Linked DNA regions of Homo sapiens: region 1 is linked to region 2. Evidence: chromatin loops called from intact Hi-C (ENCODE). Cell type or tissue: PC-3. All regions are shown on one strand. Links, peaks and the distances in the headings refer to the core of each region. The heading gives the core; the rest is flanking DNA.

The links. A loop is a pair of places that touch in the nucleus more often than their neighbours do. Peaks named below come from ENCODE experiments on the same cell type or tissue, not always from the same donor. Only the 100,000 strongest peaks of a DNase experiment are listed, where the experiment ranks them.
Region 1: a loop joins it to region 2, with 12 times the contacts of the local background. A loop is called at or near these places in 1 of 110 quality-filtered maps.

The regions. Positions count from the first base shown.
Region 1 is chr10:126,516,357-126,527,322 of GRCh38, reverse strand. The region is part of intron 2 of C10orf90 (chromosome 10 open reading frame 90); the gene reads left to right. Among named protein-coding and RNA genes, the nearest start is that of LINC00601, 100 kb to the right of the region's middle. RefSeq lists an enhancer at 5,115-6,314. In PC-3, for the core only: a CTCF peak has its summit at 6,239 (motif pointing right); a DNase peak (open chromatin) is centred at 5,822; H3K27ac peaks cover 1,430 bases.
Region 2 is chr10:126,629,501-126,640,466 of GRCh38, reverse strand. All of the region lies in intron 2 of C10orf90 (chromosome 10 open reading frame 90), which reads left to right. Among named protein-coding and RNA genes, the nearest start is that of C10orf90, 36 kb to the left of the region's middle. In PC-3, for the core only: no CTCF peak of the experiment used is centred there; a DNase peak (open chromatin) is centred at 5,356; H3K4me3 peaks cover 899 bases; H3K27ac peaks cover 2,064 bases.

The sequences.
Region 1 (10,966 bases), core at 3,303-8,302, 110 kb after region 2:
GCTCCACATCATTAGCCATTAGGGAAATGCAAATCAAAACCACAATGAGATACCACTTCACACCCGCTGGAATGGCTATAATCCAAAAGACGACAATAACAACTGTGAGGAAGGCTGGCGAAAAATGAAACCCTCATACATCGCTGGTGGGAATGCAAAATGGTACACTTTGGGAAACAGTCTGGCAATTCCTCAAATTTAAATGTGGTATGTGGTGTGATCATACGACACGGCAATTCCACTCCTAGGTTATGTATAAGAATAGAACACATATATCACTCAAAAACTTGTGCATGAATTTTCACAGTAGTAGTATTATAAACCCACAGGGGGAACAACTCAAGTGTCCATCAGCTGTTGAAGAGATGCAACATAGGTGGTCTACCTATGCCCTGGAATATTATTCAGCCTTAAGAAGCAAGGATGTCCTGATACGTGTTATAGCATAGATGAACTTTGAAAGCATTATGATAAGCAGAAGAAGCCAGAAACAAAAGCCCACATATTATATGATTCAATTTATAGGATATGTCCAGAATGGATAACTCCAGAGAGAGACAGTTGTTGAGTGGTTGCCAGGGGCTGAGGTCAAGGGATCATGTGGAGTGCTACTAACAGGTATGGGACTTCTTTTGGGGATGATGAAAATGTTCTGGAATTTGGTGATGGTTGCATAACTTGGTGAATATACAAAAACCACGGAATTGTGCACTTTAAAAGGGTAAACTGTATGGCTTGTAAATTATATCTCAATAAAGCTGTTATTAAAAAAATTAGTTGGCCAGGTGCGGTGGCTCACACCTGTAATCCCAGCACTTTGGGAGGCCGAGGCGGGCGGATCACGAGGTCAGGAGATCGAGACCATCCTGGCTAACACGGTGAAACCCCATCTCTACTAAAAATATAAAAAATTAGCCGGGTGTGGTGGTGGGTGCCTGTAGTCCCAGCTGCTTGGGAGGCTGAGGCAGGAGAATGGCGTGAGCCTGGGAGGCGGAGCTTGCAGCAAGCCGAGATTGCACCACTGCACTCCAGCCTGAACGACAGAGTGAGACTGAGTCTCAAAAAAAAAAAAAAAAAGTCAATTGCAGAGAGAGAAGAGATCATCTCAGGCCATCAGGAAGGGCTGTGTTTAGAAGAGAATGTAACTAAAAGTCAGAGACATGGGGACCTCTCTTAGACTTGACTGAGGGAGCCTGACTTTGTGACTTCCTAGCTGGGGCCTCTCTGGAGAGCCCTGCCCCTCTTTGCCTCTGCTTCTTTTGTGTGTGTGTGTGTGTGTGTGTGTGTGTGTGTGTGTGTTGTGGCAGGTGTGGACAAGCTATTTAGGCAGCTTTGGATTCTTATGTGCCTACCCATTTAAGAGGACGGTTTCCCTGTTCTTGCCTAAATTGAAGGTCTGCTATACAGCAGGGAATAGCAGAAGACAGGCAGTGCAGGGCTCCTTGCTCCATTAAACAACAACAACAGCAAAAACAAAAAGCCAAAGAACTCAAAACCAAACCCACACCAGGGAGAAGAACAACCTTGTTCTAATTGTCTGGCTTTGCTGATAAGCCGTTGGAGAGTTCTGTAGAGAGGCCACTTTGAGTTTCTAAGTGGGGACACAGGATAATGGCAGTGGTGTGAACATCTTGAGCCTGGGTTTTTCCTTTGATGCTAGGCTCTCGGACCATGTCCAGTTTCAGTGTCTCTCCAGACCCCCGATGTGCAGCGTGTGGCTAATGGCTCTTATAATGAGAGATTTACAACTTGGGCTTTCACATGCTGCCCCAACCTCATTTGTCCAGCTCACGGCGGAGCCTGTAATCATCTCTGCAGGCTCCGGCTCTGGGCTCTAGACATTCTGCTCCGGCCAATTCAGCTGAACAGATGAGAGACAAGAAGCCCCACAGTCCCACAAACAAGAATCACATTGTTGCTGGGGAAGGAGAGGAAATCCATTCTGACATCTTATGAAAATATTTTTGTGTCTTGTTTACATAATGAATCTGTCTGTTAACGAAAGAATCTGAGGTGACAAATTCTTTGGTCTCACCGACGTGTGTGGCTTTGCAGTGGGCCGAATGCGCCTCCAGATCCTCTTCTGCAGGAAGTTTCAAGGACGTCCCATTTTTCTTCCTGGTGGGTTGCTTGTTCACCAGTCCTGAACTAAAAGCAAATAATTCATCCGTGCTCATCCTACAGAAAGTTGCCTGACTAACGGGTCTGGTAATTGGGACCCTGTTGCAGCATGGATCTCCCTTAGGGGGAAGCTGGGGTGGCAGTTGAGGGTGGCATCTCTTTCTGGCCACTCTTGTCCACAGAAGCATCCCAATTTTCTGCCACCCACCTGCAAGGGCAGAAATGGTCCCCTCTGAAATCAAACCACACTATGACTTTCAATACTATGTAATAATGATGCTTGTTCAGTGAGCTTGACAAAGGAGGGAGTACATAGTGATGGAAATAATGGCGTTTTCCACTTAATGGGAGAAGCAAGCTAAAGTGGAGACTGCCTCCCTCTCACACATGCCCTCCCTCGATGGCCCCCAGCTCTTGTAGGACAAGCCCTCATGGCAGAGCTAGATGGCACCCTAGGGGCCATACAGGTGCGTGCACTCCTTGCCTCGCGGATGAGGAAGATGAGCCCAGAGGAGGAGCTGACATGGCTGAGTGGCCAGGTGGGATCTGGAGCCTAGTGTCCTTGCCGTCTGGACCCCTCCCAGCATATCATGCTGTGTCCTACTAAGGCTCCCAAAATGGGGACAAACTTTTCATCTTTCAGCTTCTCCCAGTGCACCTTCTTGCTGCCTAAGCCCTGACTCTCTGCTTAGGTGAGGCTCCTAATTTCTTAGTCTTCCCAGCAGGATTCCTGTCCCCGCTACCCAGGCCTCAGTTCTCCCTGACCTGGGCTGCCTCCCAGCTCTGAAATCTTTCTGAGAGGAGAGTGCCTCCTCTTCCTGGCATATTGATGTCCACATTGAAGGTGTTTGGGTTGCACAACAGAGACTACCTGTGTCTAACTGCTTATATCCATCATGGTCTGAAAACAAGACCCTCATTCTTATATCCTCCTCCCTCTGCACATGTGGTCATGAAGGGAGGAAGGAATGTTTTTAAAGATGGTTTTAAGATTACTACCAAAATTATCTATCCAGAGATCTATCTCCTTGCCACCCCCACCCACCTCTCAAAACAAGAACTAGTTTGTGCTAAGAAAATATTATATAATAAGATCAAGAACCATAGCATGAAAGGCAAAAGACAATTCTTAAGAAGGAATTGAAATCAGAGACTTGGATACATGTTTGTACAACCATGTTCATTGCAGCATTATTTGTAATAGCTAAGCGGTGACTAGTGTCCACTGATGGATGTATGGATATGGATATTGTAGTATATACATTCAATAGCATATCATTTATCCTTAAAAAGGAAGGAAATTCTGACACATGCTACAACACGGATGAACCCTGAAGACATGCTAAGTGAAATAAGCCACACAAAGGCAAATACTGTATGATTCCATTTGTATAAGGTTCCTAGAGTAGGCAAATTTGTAGGAACTGACAGTAGAATGGTGGTTGTTAGGGGCTGGGGGAAGGTGGGAAGGGGGAGTTAGTGTTTAATGGGGAGAGAGTTTCTGTTTTGCAGGTTAAAGAGTTCTAGAGATGGATGATGGTAATGCTTGCATGTTAGGAAAGTATTTAATACCGCTGCACACTTAGAAATGATGAACATGGTACATTTTATGTGTATTTTATCACAGGTTTCAAAAAATGAGACAACTCATGAGAGAAAAGAAAATGGTCAGATCCGCAATGCATGGAAAAATATCTCTTTATGTGTGTCATCTCCTCAAGACTGTGAGTTCTTCCAAGACAGGGATTCCTTGTGTTCTCTGCATCTTTGCTGTCTCAGCACCCAACTCAGGCCCTCAAAAGTGCTATCTTCTCCATAAATGTTTGCTGCACTGAGATAGTGGCATGATCACATCAGTGCGGTACCCATGAGCGGGGTGCTTTCACGTGCATTATTGTATTTGGCTGTTGTCATCATCCTTGAGTCTGGTGCCCCTGCTCTGTCACCAGGAGAGACCCACACTCCAGCCACAGGGAAAGCAAAGCTGGAACAACCCACCCTGGCTGCCAAGGGCCAGAAGACTGTGCTTCACACTCCAGGGGTCTCAGATTCAGCTAGAGCCCAAGTGACCACAAAATTCAGTAGAATAGGCTTTTAAAATGTCTTTATTATAAACCATAATTTTCTGAGAGAGATGGAAACTATGTGTAAAACTGTATCTAATAACACACTGTTTTTTGAGGGAGCGTTCCATGATAGCACTGTGCTGAGCCCATGAAAACCTTTATTTGCCTCATTTAATAATTCCCAGCCCAACAAAGCCTATGCCAGCCTCTCTCTTACAGAGGAACAAACAGAGGCCAGGAGGTTACGTGGCTCGTCCAAGGCTAGACAGCATTAAAATGTGGTGGCACCAAGAGTCAACCTGGACCAGGCGTCAAAACTCAAGCTGTTCTACTTTTACCTTCTCCTAATCATGTACAGTGATTATTCATATTGCAAACTCGCAGCTTTAGTCTTACTGGAGGGGTGACACCTGGTAAGAGACTTAAATGGAGCTCAACTTCCTCATCTGTAAAATGAGTAGTCATAGTGCCCTCTCCACAAGGTCATTTCTTCCATTAAAGGAGATAACACCTGTCCAGCGTTTAGCAGGTGTGTGGCTCATGATAAACGTGCAATGCGTTTTAGCCATTATGACATGACGGAGACACTGACCAGACGCAAGGGGCTTGAGATTATCCAGTGAAATTTACATTTGTCTTGTGTTTGTGAAACTGCTTACAAAGCCACTATGCATTTATGTAATGACTGAGGCTTTATCCCAGGAGATAAAATGGCTCTCCTTATAAAATTGTGTATTTCATTGGAAAGGCAATAAGTTATGCAGTTTCTCACATTTCCCCTTTTGCTTCAGCAGTGGGGAACTCACCCTGTAGTTGTGATTCATCTGTACCAGTGCCATCTCTTTTTTTGTTTGTTTGTTTGTTTTTGAAATGGAGTTTCACTCTTGTTGCCCAGGCTGGAGTACAATGGTGCTATCTTGGCTCACCGCAACCTCTGCCTCCCAGGTTCAAGCGATTGTCCTGTCTCAGCCTCCCAAGTAGCTTGGATTACAGGCATGCGCCATCATGCCTGGCTAATTTTGTACTTTTAGTAGAGATGGGGTTTCTCCATGTTGGTCAGGCTGGTCTCGAACTTCTGACCTTAGGGGATCCACCCACCTTGGCCTCCCAAAGTGCTGGGATTACAGGCATGAGCCACCACGCCAGGCTGCCGGTGCTATCTTTAGCCCAGGCTTTTGGGTTTGAGTCAATGACTTCTCCAGCTCATTATGTGCTTTTTTTAAAAGTCAGTTTTACTGTTTTTAAACTGCATTATTAACTATAAGCTACCTCAAATTTGGTTGGGTATAAATTATAAAACAATGCTCATTATAATTTAGTGTCAAAGATATTTCACTAAATTGAAAACCAATCAGTCTTATAAGAGCTTGCATGGTAAACTGTTATATTGCTCAATTTTCTACATAAACCATTTGTAAAAAAATTGGTAACAAGTAGATTAATCACCAGTGTGACGTTATCTGGATGTATTTTAATACTAAGAAAACTTTTAAATAACTCTCATGCAAACTTGTTTTACTCATCAAAGAAGCCTCAAATGTAAACATCAAAGAGACGATTGCTGCTAACAAGAAATGTCACAAGGTGGGCTTGTATGCCACCTCCCCTGGTTGCCCTGTAAACATTCCGGTGACTTCATTACATATAGAGCTTTGAGGTTCTTTGGCCGAGGCTGGAAGGTGGAAGCCTGACTCATTCTGAGCCTAGCCACAGAGGTAAACTCCGGACATTTTTTTCTTTCATGTCGCCAAATACATCCTTGTCATTAAAAGACCTTTGAAACTGAGTAAAATGGCTTTGAAACCTCAGTAGAATATGCTCAAACTGTCTGGAGAAGGTATGTTCTAATTTTTTTCCACAGATATAACCCTTATTAAAATATAAAGTAATCTGTTCATTCTGTCCACGCTGAGTATCTTCTGGGCCCAGTACTGTATGAGGCCCCAGGGGAAAGGAGATGAACCAGGTATCTCTAAAGACCTGGGCCAACTTGGGGAGACACTCAGGAACAGATCATTACACAACAGCATGAAAAGGATGCACGGTAGCGCCTGTTGGGGGCGCTGGTGTGGGCTGGCTGAATAGTGTTCTGAAAAAGATACGTTCCAGGCCTAACCCCTGATCCCTGTGAATGTGACCTTATTGGGATAAGGGCCATTTGGATAAGGACCTTTGCAGATGTCATGGAGTTAAGATGAGGTCACACTGGAGTAGGGTGGGGCTTATGTCCAATGACTGGTGTCTTTATAAAGGAGAGAGTTTTGGAGGCACATTCAGGGAAGATGGCCATGTGCAGGTGGAGGCAGAGATTAGAGAGGGGCTGTCCCAAGCCGAGGGACACAGAGGATGCCAGACACCACGGGACACTGAGAAGGGCAAGGAAGGGTCCTCCCCTAGGGCCTTCAGAGGGAGCACGGTCCTGACACCTGGATTTCTGGCCTCCAGAACTGGGAAGGAGTAAATCCCTGTTGTATCCAGCTGCTCCCTTTGTAGTCACTTTTCACAGCAGCGCTGGGAACGAACGCAGGCACCAATCCAGCTTGGGGGCCATGTGGGGTAGCAGCGGATCGGGACTTCCTTCTAAGAGAAGCGATCTTGAGCCGTGTCACGGGTGAGGAGTTAGGAGTTAGCTCAGTGGGGAAAAGGTGAAGGCAGCACTCACGGTCATCAAGCCAGCCCCTGTGGGAAGCAGGCTGGGTTTAAGGATTTCTAACCTGGGCTCCTTGAACTCCCAGGGTCCCCCTACATGTGTGCTTCAATTTTGCACCTTTTCTTGGGGAGAAACGAATCCCTTGCATTTGAGTTTTGGAGGACCATGTGGCCTTCACGGTCACAAACTGGCAATGTCAAGAAGGTTTGGCAGGACCGGCTGGGAGATGAGGCTGGTGGGGTCACCAGCTTGATTGTGACCTTGCTGACACCAGCAGGGCAGGGAGGTGAACTGACGCAATGGAGCAGAGCCTTTGTCTCAGGAGCAAACCAGCCTTGGCTTTCAGTTGGATGTTGGAGGTGAGGGGGAGGGTGCAGAGTGGGCGCCTCTGTTTCTGATGAGGGCAACAGGAGGGTGGGGAGGATGTTGCCCCAGATGAAGTCAGGCGTTTGGTTTTTGCTCAACCACTGGCCAAGGCGATGACACAGGAGGAAGAAAGGACAGAGAACCATGAGGGGGCTTGGTTTCCTTTTGCAAAAGCTGTTTGAGGCAACTTGGAGGCAGCCGGCCTCTGAGGCGGTGCTCACGGAGGGGATCTGGCCTCTCCTCGGCTGGATTGGTCCCTCAGGTTTGGGAAGAGGGCACAAAGGCAGGACAGAGAAATGTCAAGGAGGAAACCCCCAAAAGAAAGTAAGACACACTAGCCAAGAGGAAAAAGACAGGAGACCAGAAGTTGAAGACAGGAAGACTTCCCAGAGAAACTGTGTAGTCAATAGCGCCAAATCACACCAAGATGATTAGCTGAATTTAAAGCTGAAAAGTGATTCTCTCTGAGAAACATCTGTTTTAAAATATTAACAGAGAGTATTTTTAAAAGGATGGTGAAAATTCAGAATAAACCTTGACTTCCATAAGACTACAAATAAGAGAAGGCATTTAAAAATCCAAGAAGTAAGAATTTGAGTGCCCCTTCCCTGCCTCTGACACTAATGATGTAGGTAGGAGAGTAAGTGTAATTATTAAACAGACTGAAGGCCTCTGGGCATTTGCCATTTGCACATTTCTTGGGTGGATCGATTCATGAGGCAATACATGATGGTGCTTGTCTGCTACTTTTGTAGAGATAAGCCAAGCGGTATTGGGCAACAGATTGGAATTAGACATAATTTTTAACCATATTCTATGCTTCACCCAATATTCTACTTGCTATTCTCCAAATAGGCTGGGTTTTTCTGCTTTCATACTTTATCTTAAGCCATTTCTGCCTGTCCCTTTGACTGTGGCTTGGGCTATGCCACCATCCCTCTCCACTCTGTTCACCTTTATCTAAACCCAACCCCATCTGACAAGGCCATGTCAAGTGTCTCCTCCCTCCCACCAACTTTTCCTGGTTCCCTCTGCTGGAAGGGCTCTGTCCGTGGCTTATCAAGGCTGGGGATAGCAAAGCCGTGACTTTCTCTTAGAGTTGCTGGAAAAAGAAAGCATCTCTCCCACCTTTATCTCTCAGCTCAGGGCCCCACACACCCTGAGCACTGCCTAAATTCCTGCTCAGTTGGATTCTGTTGCTGAAACACACACCGCCCTCCAGGCAGAAAACCGGGATTCTGGAAGTACTTGACTCAGGGCCTTGTGGTGTGTTCAGTCATGGTGGTTGTAGTCTCTGGGAAGGGGCTGAAAGTGGGGAATGGTTTTGGATGTGTGGTTCAGGCGGATGGAGACAGCAGCGGGTGCAATCCTTCCAGTCATCTTAGGAGAGAAGAGCTCTTAGCACCTACTAGTGAGCACACACACTCCCTGGGCACAGAGGGCAGGCGTGCTGGGCAGCAAACACAAGTGAGTCATGAACCAGCAATAACTTTGGGTGGTTAATTGAGCTGGTTTTTAATTACTTTCAAAATAAAAGCATGCTGGCTCTCATGATGTTTGTTTTTTTTTTCTATGACGGTTTTATTTGAATTGAAACCATTGGTGAAAAGCCTCATTGAGATTCCCATGCCCACAGACTAGGTGTGGTTTTTCTAAAAGTCGTGGAGTGGTTTTTGAATCAAAGCATTATGATTCTCTTCTGGGGCTTCAGACTCACCATCTGTAAAAGATGTCTTAAGCTGTCTTAGATCAACAAGCACTGCTGGACTTGAGCTGTGCCAAATGTCCTGGAATGCTTGCTAAAGCACAGGGCTGAGCCTCCTCAAAACTCCTCATTTGCTAGGTCTGCAGGTCAGTATGTGAGACACAAGAATGTGAATTTCCAACAAGTGCCCCCATCGTGTGGATGCTGCTGGTCTGGGGGCCACATTTTGGGAGCCCTTGCTGTTGAACAGCAATGCGGGGTAGGACCCTGTCTCGGGTCAGGTTTCCAAAAGGCAGAGCCTGAGGCAGGGATTGAGGGCAGTGGGGCTGGGCTGCTCTTCAGGAAAAAAAAAAACATACAAGAGTGAGGGAAACCTGATAAGGAAGGGGAAAGAGCCAAGCAAGGATGTCATCTCAGATGAAGTCAGGCATTTTGGTTTTTGCTCTGGAGCATAAAAGGCAGAGTTGTCCTGACCTTTGTATTCCTTTTTTTTTTTTTTTTTTTTTGAGATGGAGTCTCACTGTGTTGCCAGGCTGGAGTGCGATGGCGTGATCTCAGCTCACTATAACCTCTACCTCCTGGGTTCAAGCGATTCTCCTGCCTCAGCCTCCTGAGTAGCTGGGAATACAGATGCACACCATCATGCCTAGCTAATTTTTGTATTTTTAGTAGAGACGGGGTTTCGCCATGTTGGCCAGGATGGTCTCGATCTCTTGACCTCATGATCCACCTGCCTTGGCCTCCCAAAGTGCTGGAATTACAGGTGTGAGCCACTGCCCCTGGCCCCAACCTTTGTATTCCTAAGAGTCATCCTGGGCCATGCTTCAACGTGGAGGGTCATTCTCAGAGTGAAGCTATGAGCCATTGTCAGTCACTCTCCCAATAGCTGGGGTATGGGGCAGTTCCCCAGCAAAGGGCAGGACTCAGACAGTCTTGACTGCATATTCTAATTTCACAGATAGGGGCATGGGAATCAGTGAAGTTAAGTTAGAGACAAAGCCCTATTTAGTGTGTATGCTGCTGTGTTCAGGGCCTGCACACCCTCTGCCCGTTTCTTTAACCAGGGCAATTTCTTGATGCAGTTACAACTTTACTATTTTTTTAGATTCCTACACACACTTTTTAAATGTTGCAGTCATGTGGTTCATAGGCTTTTTCTTTCTTTTGATAAACATAGCATTGTAAGCACTTTCTCATGTTGCTATGTAGACTTTATATTCCTTATTTTAAAGGCCCTACATTACATCCAACACATCTACCTCCATCTCCCCAACTAGTCTGTGGTGGGCAGAATAATGTCCCCTCCACCCCCAAAGATGTTCATGTCTTAATCCCTGGAACTTATAAATATGTTACTTTGGCCAAAGGGACTTGGCAAATGAGATATAGTTAATAACCTTGAGATGGGGAATGTAGCCTGCATTTTCCAGGTGGGCCCAATCTAATCCAAGGGTCCTTACAAGAGGGAGGAAGAAGGGTCAGAGTCAGATAAGGAGATGTGATATTGGAAGCAGAAGTTTGAGTGATGCGGGGCTGTGAGCCTCTACAAGCTGAAAAAGGCAAGGAAGAGAATTCTTCCCTAGTGTTTTCAGAAAGGAACCCAGCCCTGCCACCACCTTGATTTTAGCCGAGTGAGGCCAGGTTGGACTTCTGAACTCTAGAACTGGAGCATACCACATTTGTGTTGTGTAAGCCCTGAATTTGTGGTCGTTTGTCGCAGCAGCCACAGGCAGCTCATGCTCAGCCTTTGTGTATCTGATCATGGCAGTCCCTCCGCCTCCCTGCTGGAGACGAGGCATCTCCCCAAAGCTAGTGTTTACTGTATGTTGTTATGTTCTGAGCATTGCACTAAGGGCTGGTTATGTCATTTAATTTCTTTCAGTAACCCTCTGAAGTGGATACCCTCATTGTCTTCATCTCATGGTGAGGAACCAAAGGATGCTAAGTAACTTGCTCAAAGCCACACGAGTAACAAGATCTGGGATTCAGGTGCTGGGACTCTGTGGTGTGATTCCAGTGGCTTTCTGACCACTGATGCCACAGTGATAGCAACCAGCT
Region 2 (10,966 bases), core at 2,966-7,965:
AGTGGTTCAATAGACTGAATGGCATCATTTGTATGAAGAAGCTATTGGAGCCATTTCTCCTTCAGAGGCTCTCACTTTATCCTCCCAGGCAAACCTGCGGAGCAGGGTGGGAATCAGCGTGTGAGTGGCTGAGAACCCCATGGGGAAAACATCTGCCTTTCTGCTCTTCAAGAGCTTTGAGCAACAGGCTTCTGACCTGCTCCTCAGCTTCCCTTGTTGAGAGGGACAGAGGCTCCCCCAGAAGTGGCTTGGATGGGGTCTGCTTGGTGTTTACTTCAGCTAGCATTCACCCTGCCGTGCACAGCGGTGGTGGAAAAAGGCAGCATTGCTTTTCTGATCACTGGAGAATAAAACGCATTTACTCCTGCTTCCTGTGGAGGCCATAAGAGGATGCATTTGAGTCTGTTGTGCCTGCTTGGGTAGGATGTTATTAGAGAGAAAATAGACCATCCGGCCCTTGCCACTGTGTGACACCTGTGTGTCCTCTTATGAAGAGCCGCTGTGCTTCTGTGCCATCTTCTACTCTGCTTCATGGCTCCCTGGGCCTTGACCCCCAATTTTGCTGCAATCACCCACAAATAGTGCAATAAGCAACTGTTTCCCCCTCCATGAGTTTCTGCTCTAATTTGGCCTTTGCCTATCACCTGGTAACATAATCTAATTTAAAAAGTAATTGGTAAAACACTGTACTACGAAAGGAGCTCAACTGCAGATTTCGCAGTCTATATAGCTTTGTGTCAGACAGAAATGCATCAGCCAGATTTTACAGCTTCCTCTCAAAAGCATGAATGCTCAGTTACTGCCTCTTGTGTACCAAGGCAGTTGGCAACAAGACTTCATCCAGATGTGAGGAAATCAGACATCGGGGTGGACATGTGGGGGACAGTCCAGGAGGCCCCGTGTCTCATTCTCAGAAGAGTGGAATGAGGAGACCTACCCATGATTTCAATGAATTCCCCCTCTGAGGTGTTTGAGCCCTTCTACCTCGCCATGGGTGTCATGGTGGGCACCTTTGGGCATCGGTATCCTGATCTGAATAAAGGAGCCAGGTCTGAGAGACAGGCGTCTGGCACTGGTTTTTGGTTTTGCTTAGAAGGAGCACCTCCTGGGGAGATATCGTTAAGAGGCCTGAGTATCATGGCTGAGCAGCAACCGCACATCATGCGCCATGGAGACGAGATTTTCCTGCAACCACAGAGCAAGATAAATAGCTTTGAGTTGGCAGCAGTTGTCAACTGGAGGGGTGCATCTGAATCACCGATCAAGCCTACCACAGAAATAGGTCTCCAGGCCTCACCCAGGCCTGTAGCATCAGAGCCTATGGGTGTGCAAGAAGTTGTCATGAGCATCCCTGTGAAAACCACCACTCACGGTCTTTTGGAGTTTGCTGGGTTTTTAAGAAAGAAAGGTGTAATATTTGCTCATCCAAGTGATTGTCATTCCCGCATGTCTAAGAGTTACTCAGCGTAAAGTTATTCCATAAAAGGCTGTTTTAATGGCCTCCTCTTCACCCTGGTGGTGAGGGAAGGATTGCTGCTCTAGCGTGATGGAAATGCCCACACATGATACCCAGCACTGGACAGTTGAGGTCAACAGCTGTTTATTAGCCACATACGCTCATGGCTCCAGGGAGGAGGGCTCCGTGAGGACTGCACTGAGGAACCGTGTGAACACATTGGGTCTGTGGGAGGCAGGCTTTGTAGTAAAAAGAGGGCGGGGTGACTTTGGTTTCCTGTGATCCCATGATAAGGAGGGCTGTTTGGCTGGGGGAGCTTATCTGAGGGAGCAGCATGGGAGAGGAAATATGATAGGCCATCCAAGGCCCTCATCATTTTCCCCAGATGTCAAGGCACAGGTCATACTGGACCTCGATGTTAGGCCTTTCACCAGGAGGGCCTGGCAGGGGGAGAGAGAAGATGTAGAGGAGTGGGCAGAATGAGACCAGCTGGGACCCAGGGATCAGCACAGCTGCTGATCCAGATGTGCTAGAAGGTGTGACAGAAAGTTGAGACTTGGCTCCTAGGGGCATGGTGAGAGGCAAGTGTGGACACCAACCAGGCAAGAGGCAGTGTCAGGGGTGCAGCAAGAGGACACAGAGTCCTCAGAGGAGGCACATTTTGGTGACTGGGAATGTAGGGTGGGGATACAGTGGAAAGAGATGGTGCCCAGGTCCCACACACATCCCTGGCTCATGACCAGCCCCATCCAGAGCTCCTGAGGTCCCAGGATCGGGCAGAGGAATCAGATCCAAGTCATGAATTCACTTCCCAGAGCAATGCAGAAATCTGAGTTCTAGACTGGGCCTAGGGAGGCAGGGGGGCCCAGTGAACCCCGACCTAGAGCCCGCCATCGCTCTGAACTCAGGAATGCTGTTCCATGTCAGCAACGACACCGCTGTTGTCAGCCACGCTGGAAACCTGGAGTCTTTCTGCCTTCCCTCACTCCAATGTCCAACCATGAGTAAGTCCTTCTGATTTGCTTCCTCACCATCTTTGGGGCCCAGCCTCTTCTCTCTAGCCACTGACATGCTGGCCTGGACTCCTGCAATAGCCCAACTGTACCTTCCTCATTCTCATCTCCATCTACAGCCAGAATGACCTGCTCGGACCACACCACCCCTGCTTAAGACCCTTCCATGCCTTCCAGTTGTTCTTGGAATAAGGACCATTTTTATTGTGGTGCAAAAGGCCCCGAGGCCCTGGGTCCTGCACCCTGCACTCCATCTCCTTCCCACTCTGTCCCACCCTCTGCCACCATGTGCCTACTGCTTTGGGATCCCTGCCCATGCCTGTGGATTCCATCCTGCCAAGTGGCCATGACCCTCACCGACCTGACCTGTAGCCCCTTACCTGCATGTCCTCTGGAAGCCAGCCCGATGTCATGACCAATCGGTGGTGTCCACCTTTCTCTCCCCTGCTGTGCCTGTTGCAGTCATGCTTTCAGGTTGATTTGGATTTGATGAATACTTGCTCCTCCATCCAAACCACAAGCTCCGCAAGAGCAGGGGCCTGTCTGATTTTGCTTGCCAGTCTCAGTGCTGTGCCTAAGCACTCAATAACCCCCTGGTGGGGGAATGGGCTGGCTGGTGGGAGGTAGGAGCTAAGTCTAGGATGAAGTCTGGGTGGGGCATGGAGACAGGGAATCAGGCCCATCTCCAAGGCAGAAGGCAGACATCAATAGGACTTTGAGACGACACAGAGTGCATGTCCCCTTGTGTCTGCTTTCTACTCACCACGCTGAATCAATCTGCCCTCCTCCTGGCATCAGCCTCCTCTTCTTCCTCTGACTCCATCAGTCTGTCTCCTCCTGGTGTTGCCTGGCCCCAGAACAAGAACGCTAACCTCTGCAGAAGTCCAAGTTGGGCTTATGCATTATTTTTGGTGTGACTTTCGGCTCCTTTAAAGAAAGAAGTTTATTTGTTTCGACTTCCTTATTAATTGTTAGTTGTATATCAAGAGCGCCCCCCAAGAGAAAAATAATACTTACAAATAATCACTGGAAGTCACACACTCCTTCCAAGGGCTGTATGTTATCAGGAAAACACTGCACAGAGAGGGCATGTTCCCAAACTCTTGTGGTCCCCGCTGTGCAGAATGCTGCTTGTTTTGGTGAAATATTGTTAATAAGGCATGGAGAGAATAGACTTGGTTATGAGCTAAAGTGTTATTTTTATTTTTTTTAGTGGCTTTTGCTCAGTTGGCTATCTAAGGAAAGGATTTCTAAAAAAGAAAAAAGCATATAAACAAATGCAACATAAATTGAAAGTGACACAAGGAATTAAATGTATTTTTGAAGCTTATTGTGTTATTTAATATAATGGTCATGTTAATATCCAGCTTCCCAGCAGAAAAGGAATATTTATCTGGAAGCTGAAGTGTGGCAGAGCTGGAGGAGACAAGGACAGGTGGAGTGAAGCAACTGCCAAACAAAACACAATTATTTGTCCTCTCATTACACACCTATGACTTTTCACGGCTTATTTTATATCTTGGTAAAAATGTCAGTGTTGGCCATGAGACCATTATCATACAGCATCTTTTTTTTGGAACGAATTACCTCCTAACCTGCTTGCCTCTCTCTTCTTTTTCAACAGTGAGTCTCTCTCTTTCTCTCTGTGTGTGGTACGCTGATAACTTGCCCTTAACTCCCCTTGGTGAAATGCGGTAGGCAGGAAGGCCCACGCCTGGCTGAGACACAGCTTGTAACACGTGTGAGGGGTCATTGTTATCAAAAACAGAAAATTAGGGCCGATGATCTCTTTCCAGCTTCCAAGGGGGTACAAGGATGTCACGTGTCCTGCTGCAAATTGTATTTCTGTGTTTGAGCAGAAGACAGGTAAGGTCTGGCTTCTTGTTCAAAGGTGTCATTGTTCTTGAAAGAGCCCTGGCTTCATGTCACATGCCTACCTTGGGTACATGAGGAGACCTTATGATTATAAAACCTCCCGGAACCTTCTCCCTTTAGGCTGGTATTTGACAATGCCACCGCTTGACCTCTGCGCTGAGGGGAGAGCTCCTGAATAATATTGTGAGAGATTCAGTTGTGAAGTGTCTGTCTCTCAAACTACCTTGACCATTTGGAGTGAGTACAGATCACAGAGGGCTAGGTTTCCCTAAAGCAGTTTATATTTTTAAATGGAAATCTTTCTGAAGAGAAAATCTTATGGGAGGCCAGGTTATATAACAGATTAAAGTGGAGGAGCTCTGGCTGAAGGAGGACGGTGAGCACCCCTGCCAGGTGGACCCACTCCCCTGAGCAGTTAGAGACATCCCATAGTGTGTCAAACATGATTTGAAAACTACTGTCCGCAGGTCTGGGAGGGGAGTGCAGACCATATGAGTGACACTGATTGCTTTCTCATTGAATATTGAGATTGCATCTCGTTAATCTGGAGCTCCATGGAAGGAGCAGGTTATCACTGTGGTGGTCCTTTTTAACCCAGAGACGGGCCCTGCTTCTTTATTGATCTGCACTCCAGTTCCTAAATCCTGAGCCCACTCTATTTTATGGCTCTCACGAATGTGATTATCTTGGTGCCCTTAAGCCACAGCTGATATTTTGGGCTCTTCGAGGGTGGAATGGTTCCTGGCCCCTCTTCTCCCCGCACCCCCCATGCCTTGAATGGAGAAGAGGTGGTAGATGTGTGCTCTGGGTTTTAACTGGAAGATGGGAAGAAGCAATAATCTGTAATAGGACCGTGCTTTAGAATTTTCTTCCTTTTCCGGTATTAAATAGCTTTACTTTAATGACCCTCAGCTTCTAGTTTCTTTTAGAACCTTCATACCAGTGCTGGCAGGAGTCCAGCTACCAAATCATCTCTGAATGTGGCGTTCACTAATGCCTTGTGTGTGCTTAAGCTTGATTTGTTCTTTTTATGAGACTTGGGAAACAATCTGTAAGGGTGATTAAACATTGAGACAGGCAGCCTGAGGCGGTTGGCCAGGCCTTGTTCTTGGACAGCTTTGAAAATGGGCAACACTGGGGGTCAGGGACTTCCCTTCCAGAAAGCCGCACTGTGTGATGAAGTTTGGGAATGTGGATTCTTAGCTTGGGGTGCCCAGAGCACGGATTAAAATTTTGTGTCAAAGGATACTGTTCTTTCCTTAGGAGACAAGATTGAGAGTCAGTGTCTGGGTGAAAATAGGAGGCTTTGGAAAATCCCAGCTCTTCCACGGTTCATGCTGTGACCATGAACAACTTAATTAATTTTTGAGACTCAATTTTACAATTTGTAAGTGAAAAATGATAGTACCTACCTTGCATTGTTTTTATGAGGAGTAGTCGTAATAGATATAAGACACTCATCATAATCTTTTTTATTATTGTGCTCTAAGGATACTTAACATGAGATTTACCCTCTTAGTAGATTTTTTTTAAGTGTACAATACGCTATTGTACACTTGTTGACTCTAGGTGCAATGTTGTATAGTGGATCTCTAGAGCTGACTCATATTGCTGGACTGAAACTTTATGCTCATTGATTATTAAGTCTTCATGTTTCCCTGCCTTCCAGCTCTGGTAACCACTGTTTTTTGACTCTATGAATTCTGCTATTTTAGATACCTCATATCAGTGGAATAATATAGTATTGGTCCTTTTGTGTCTGGCTTTGTTCACTTAGCATAATGTCTTCAAGGTTCATTCATGTTGTAACGGGATTTCCTTCTTTTTATAAACTGAATAGTATTGTTTTGTGCCTATACACCTCATTTTCTTTATCCATTCACCTATTGATGGACACTCAGGTTGATTCTTGGATACTGTGAAGAGTGCTACAGTAAACATGGGAGTGCAGATATTTGTTTGAGAATCTGATTTTAAGCCTTTTGGATATATACCTAGAAGTGGGATTGCTGGATCATGTGGTAGTTTTATTTTTAATTTTTTAAGGAAACTCCACATTGTTTTCCATAGTGGCTGCAACATTCTACATTCCCACCAACAGTGTGCAAAGGTTCCAATTCCTCTGCTTCTTCGCCAAAACTTATCGTTTCTTCTTTTTTGATAACAGCCATTCTGACAGGTGCGAAGTGATACCTCATTGTAGTTTTGATTAGAATTTCCCCAATGAGTAATGACTAATTCTAATCATTAATTTTTAAATTAGCAGCACATGATATCAACCTCTCCACCTGCCAAAAGATACAGATGCTTACAGGTGTGTCCATGTAATTATTTTCTTTTCTGAAGCATTATGTTTCCTGCGTGTTGGGGGAAGCAGAGAGGTTGGGAAGAGGGAAATAGAGTGAGCACTGGGGTGGGTCTCACAGAAGGGAAGGACAACCTGTTGGATGACCTGAGAGCTCACTCTGAGCCTGCCATCCCAGGAAGTCGGACATCTCCCCGCTTGCTAGTAACATGCACAGTTGGTCTCCATGCTCAGCCCGTCCCCACGCCTGGCTTTTTCTTTATTCCTGCAGCCTCATCCTACAGGAGGGGCCACTCTTCTCCCAGCTTGCCACGGAGCCTCCTTCCCCAAATCTTTCTGGGCCAGGAGCCCTGCAATGGCCAGCTTTGTCCTTGGCCTTGGCCATGTTCATCAGGCCATCCCATTGGGTGGATCAGGCCTGTCTCCTGGCCTGTACTTCACAGCGGGCCAGCAGGGGCTGGTGACCTCACAGCTCCTGTGTGCTGCTCCACCTCAGACAGATACTGTGAGATATTCTCCAAGACATCATGTGGCCCTGGGATGTCCTAGGCCTCCCTTTCCACATCATTTCTTGCCCATCAGCAAAATTCCTGCCTCATAGGTCTTTGGGCAGTTGATGGAGGGAGGATGGAAAATGCCTGCAGAACCTGGACATCACCCCCTTCCAGGCAGTTTTATCACATGATTGGCAGGGGTAGGGGCATGTCTGTATGATGGCAGAAGGTGCCATGTAGATCCAGAAGTGCCATTTTGTCAGAGGACCTGGCATAGGCTTGGGTATGAACGGCCATGGGATTCAGGTATCTGTTGCCACAGTGCCAATAAACAAAGCATCTTCCAACTCAGTGGCTTATGGAACAACAAGCATTTCTTTAGCTCTCAGGGCTGCAGGTCGGCAGTTTTGGTGTTCTGCTCTCACTGGGCCCGCTTGTGGGGTCAGTGAGCTGTCAGTTGGGGTGATGGCTCTGCTCACTCAGGCTCATCTAAAAATGTTCACAAGGTGAAGGCTGGGGCCAAGCACAGAAGAGAAAATGCATAAGTTCACATTCAAAGCAAAGTAAATATAATGGCACAACTCCGAATCTAGAGGTGGAAATACAGACCTTACCTCTTGATGGAAAGATCTAAAAGTTCATTGAAAAGAGCAGGGTCCCTGGGGAGGGGCTGTAGAGAATTGGAGCCCCTATTGCCATGCTTCTACAACAAAGCAGTAGTGCATAGTGTCTGGGACCAACTCCACACCCAGCAATTCACTGGGCATTGAAAAGGATTTGTGCTATTTTCACAACCACTACATGAGAATGGTATAAAATGAATATTCCCATTTGGTAGATAATACTGAGATCTGGAAAAGTTCAGATCTCAGTATTATCTACCAAATGGGAATATTTATGGGGTTTCTGAATTGCTCATGCCTAAGATGGAGGTCCTATTTCTCCCTCAAGGACTGCAGTGGGGGCCAATGATCTGGGGTGTATTAAGTACTCAGAGAGGCAGTGCTGGATGCCTGCTAGCTTGGGAGCCTGAGGCCCAGCAACTGCCTGTGTCACCCTCCTTGCTGCAGCCCCAGCACCCAACACAGCATTAGAACCCAATACACAACTAGGGACTGGTTGTGTGGCAACATTAGAGGGTGGGGTGGAAAGGCCTCAAGGTCAGGCAGACCTGGCCTGAAACTTACCGTCACTTATGAACTCTGAGACTTCTGGTTTCTGGGCAACATGGTGTCTCTTCGAGGTCATTCTTGGAAATTTCCTCATCTCTTCCATTATGAGTTTCGCCAGTTTCTTTGTGTTGGGATTCTGGGGCTGCTCTCCAAGGCCACTGTATTCCAGCTCTACTGGGGCATCTGCGGCTACACACGTGAGGACAGTGTCTGGTCCCCTGTGTCAGTGTCTGACGCCTGCCCCATCTGCTCTTAGCACTCCTACCGTGACCTAGTCCTCAGGCTGCAGAGGAAGGTCCACGTTGTGGTTCTTTCGTGACTGTCTCGTTCTTTCTGTGCTGCTGCCTGTGCCTCTGCTTGCTGGGTCTTGGTGTTTATGCTGCCTGTCCTCAATTTCATTTGTTGACTGTTCAAGTCCCTGCCCTGGGTGTTGGTGCTGGTGGTGTTCTGCAATCTCAGAGGCCAGGGAGGTAGAGGGTGGCTAAATCAGAAGGGTGGTTCCCCTCTTACTGAATACTTCCTATGCACCAGGAACTGTGCCGGGCACTGAGCATGCAATGCTGAGCAAGAGATCAAGGGAACTTGCTCTCCTGAAATCTATGTTCTAGTGCTTCAGGAAAGGCAAGCATCAAGTGGACAAACAAGCAAAATTACTGCAACAAAGAGATAAGAGAGCAAAAACCAAGGGCCATTCTGCTTCAGGTGTAGAGGGTTGAATAGGAGTTTGCCATGCAAGCAGCAGGGCAAGGGGCAGCTGTCTCCAGGAGAGGAAGCAGGATCTGCAAACGTTTTGAGGAAGGAACGGGACTGGTGTGTTCAAGGAGCCAAGATAAAACTCACTGTGGCTTGATCCTACCAAGAAATGGCGTGAGTAGTAGGAAAACGAGTTGGAGAGCTAGAAAGGAGGAGGGCTGAGGTAACAGTGGCGAGTTTTCTGTTTGGTGCAGGAGAAGCTGCTAACAGGTACAAAAGGAGGGAGTGACAGGCTTCGTTTTGCTTTGTGAGAAGACTGTTGTGCATGCTGGAACAGATTCTGGTGTTATAAAGCCTAACACCTGGATAATCTGGCCAACCCTATTTAAGAAATGGAAGACAAAATGACAAGTACAAAACTGCTGTGGCCCCTTCTAGAGGTGTGGAAGGGTGTACATGTGAGTGAGTATCCTCTGCTCCACGCGGAATCTCCCTTGACGGTATGAATGAAGGAGGGCAGGAGTGAACGCTGGAAACACATCAGAGGCCTGCAGCAGCTGTCCCAGTTAAGGAGGGTGATTCCCAGGTTGTTGCAAATAGAGCCCCAGGCTTGGCTGGAGCATTGGATGTGGATGGTAAGGGAATGGAGGGTGGAAGATGATGTCACATTTCACTTCATCCTCTTAATAGATCCAAGAGCTGCTGATTATTATTTTTAGTTCAGAAGTAAAGTAACTGACACCTGGAGAGGTTAAATAACCTCTCTAAACCTGGCCTGCCACTGGAGTACCTGCTTGTAAGCCTTTGTCACCATGGTGCTTGTGGGGGCTTCAGAGCCACAGACAGCACTGGGTGATCACTCATGGTAATTGTTGACTTTAGACCAGACACACGGAGCGTCTATCAGACGGACTTGGCTTGAGTGAAGTTTCTGTCCTTTCAAACTTCCTCTTCACTGCCCCCACTCTGCGCTCTTCTCCCCGTTCCCGACCCCACCATCGCCAAGCCCAGGACCCCTCTACACTTCTCAGAGCCCTGCCTGGGCCATCACATCAGCATGGTCACCTCTCCCTCCTCCCTTGCCTATCCCAACCCCCATGAGCTCAACCACAGAGTGACTACACTGGTGCCATGCTGGGCCCTCTTCATCCAGCATCTGCAGGACTCAGCACAGAGTGGGGGTCCAGACAGGATTTGCTGAATGAAGGCCTTCAACATAAAGGCAGAGCAGCGTGTTGGTGAAGTACGAGGGCATCAGGGATTTAAGATATCCAGCTCCATTTTGTTGTTATTAAAGTGGGACAGTTATAGTCCCTGCATCACAGGGACATCAAGAAGATGAAATATGGTCCTGCCGGCACCAGGCCTTGCATGCAGTGCACACACAGGCAGCCGCTATTTTTATTATCTATATTTTAAGAGGAAAGAAATATGAGCAATGTCATATAGTTAATGCAGGATAAAACTCAGAGATATTTGCAAGCTAAAAGAGAAGTTGGTGAATGTAAAAGGGAGGCTTGTCTAGCAGTGAGGTTTACAGATGATCATTGGGGTCTGGAGACCCCACCCTCCCACCACCCTCACTTTTCCTTGCAGCTGACATTCAGCAAATCCTGCTCTGCCTGGCCTGTCCCTGGACAGTGCTTTGCCGGGCTCATGGCTCCTGTCTTCACTGAATACCAAGTATGTGGATTTAGTAATGGAAAGGGATGTCATATCCACCTGGAATACAAAACATTCATGGCCATATTATTTATAAGCCTATTTTCTACAAATGGCTACTCATCCCTTGTGAGCTTCAGGTTTCCTGGTTAGTTTAACTAAAATTTTAAGTATATGGAATTTAAAGCTACTTTGAAAACTTTCCCCCTTTCAAGTCATTGCATAAAGAATAGATCCCTTCAGATGTCTGCATCTGTCAGGCAGCTGGTAGCTCTGTCTCCTGCTCTTGCTTTTAA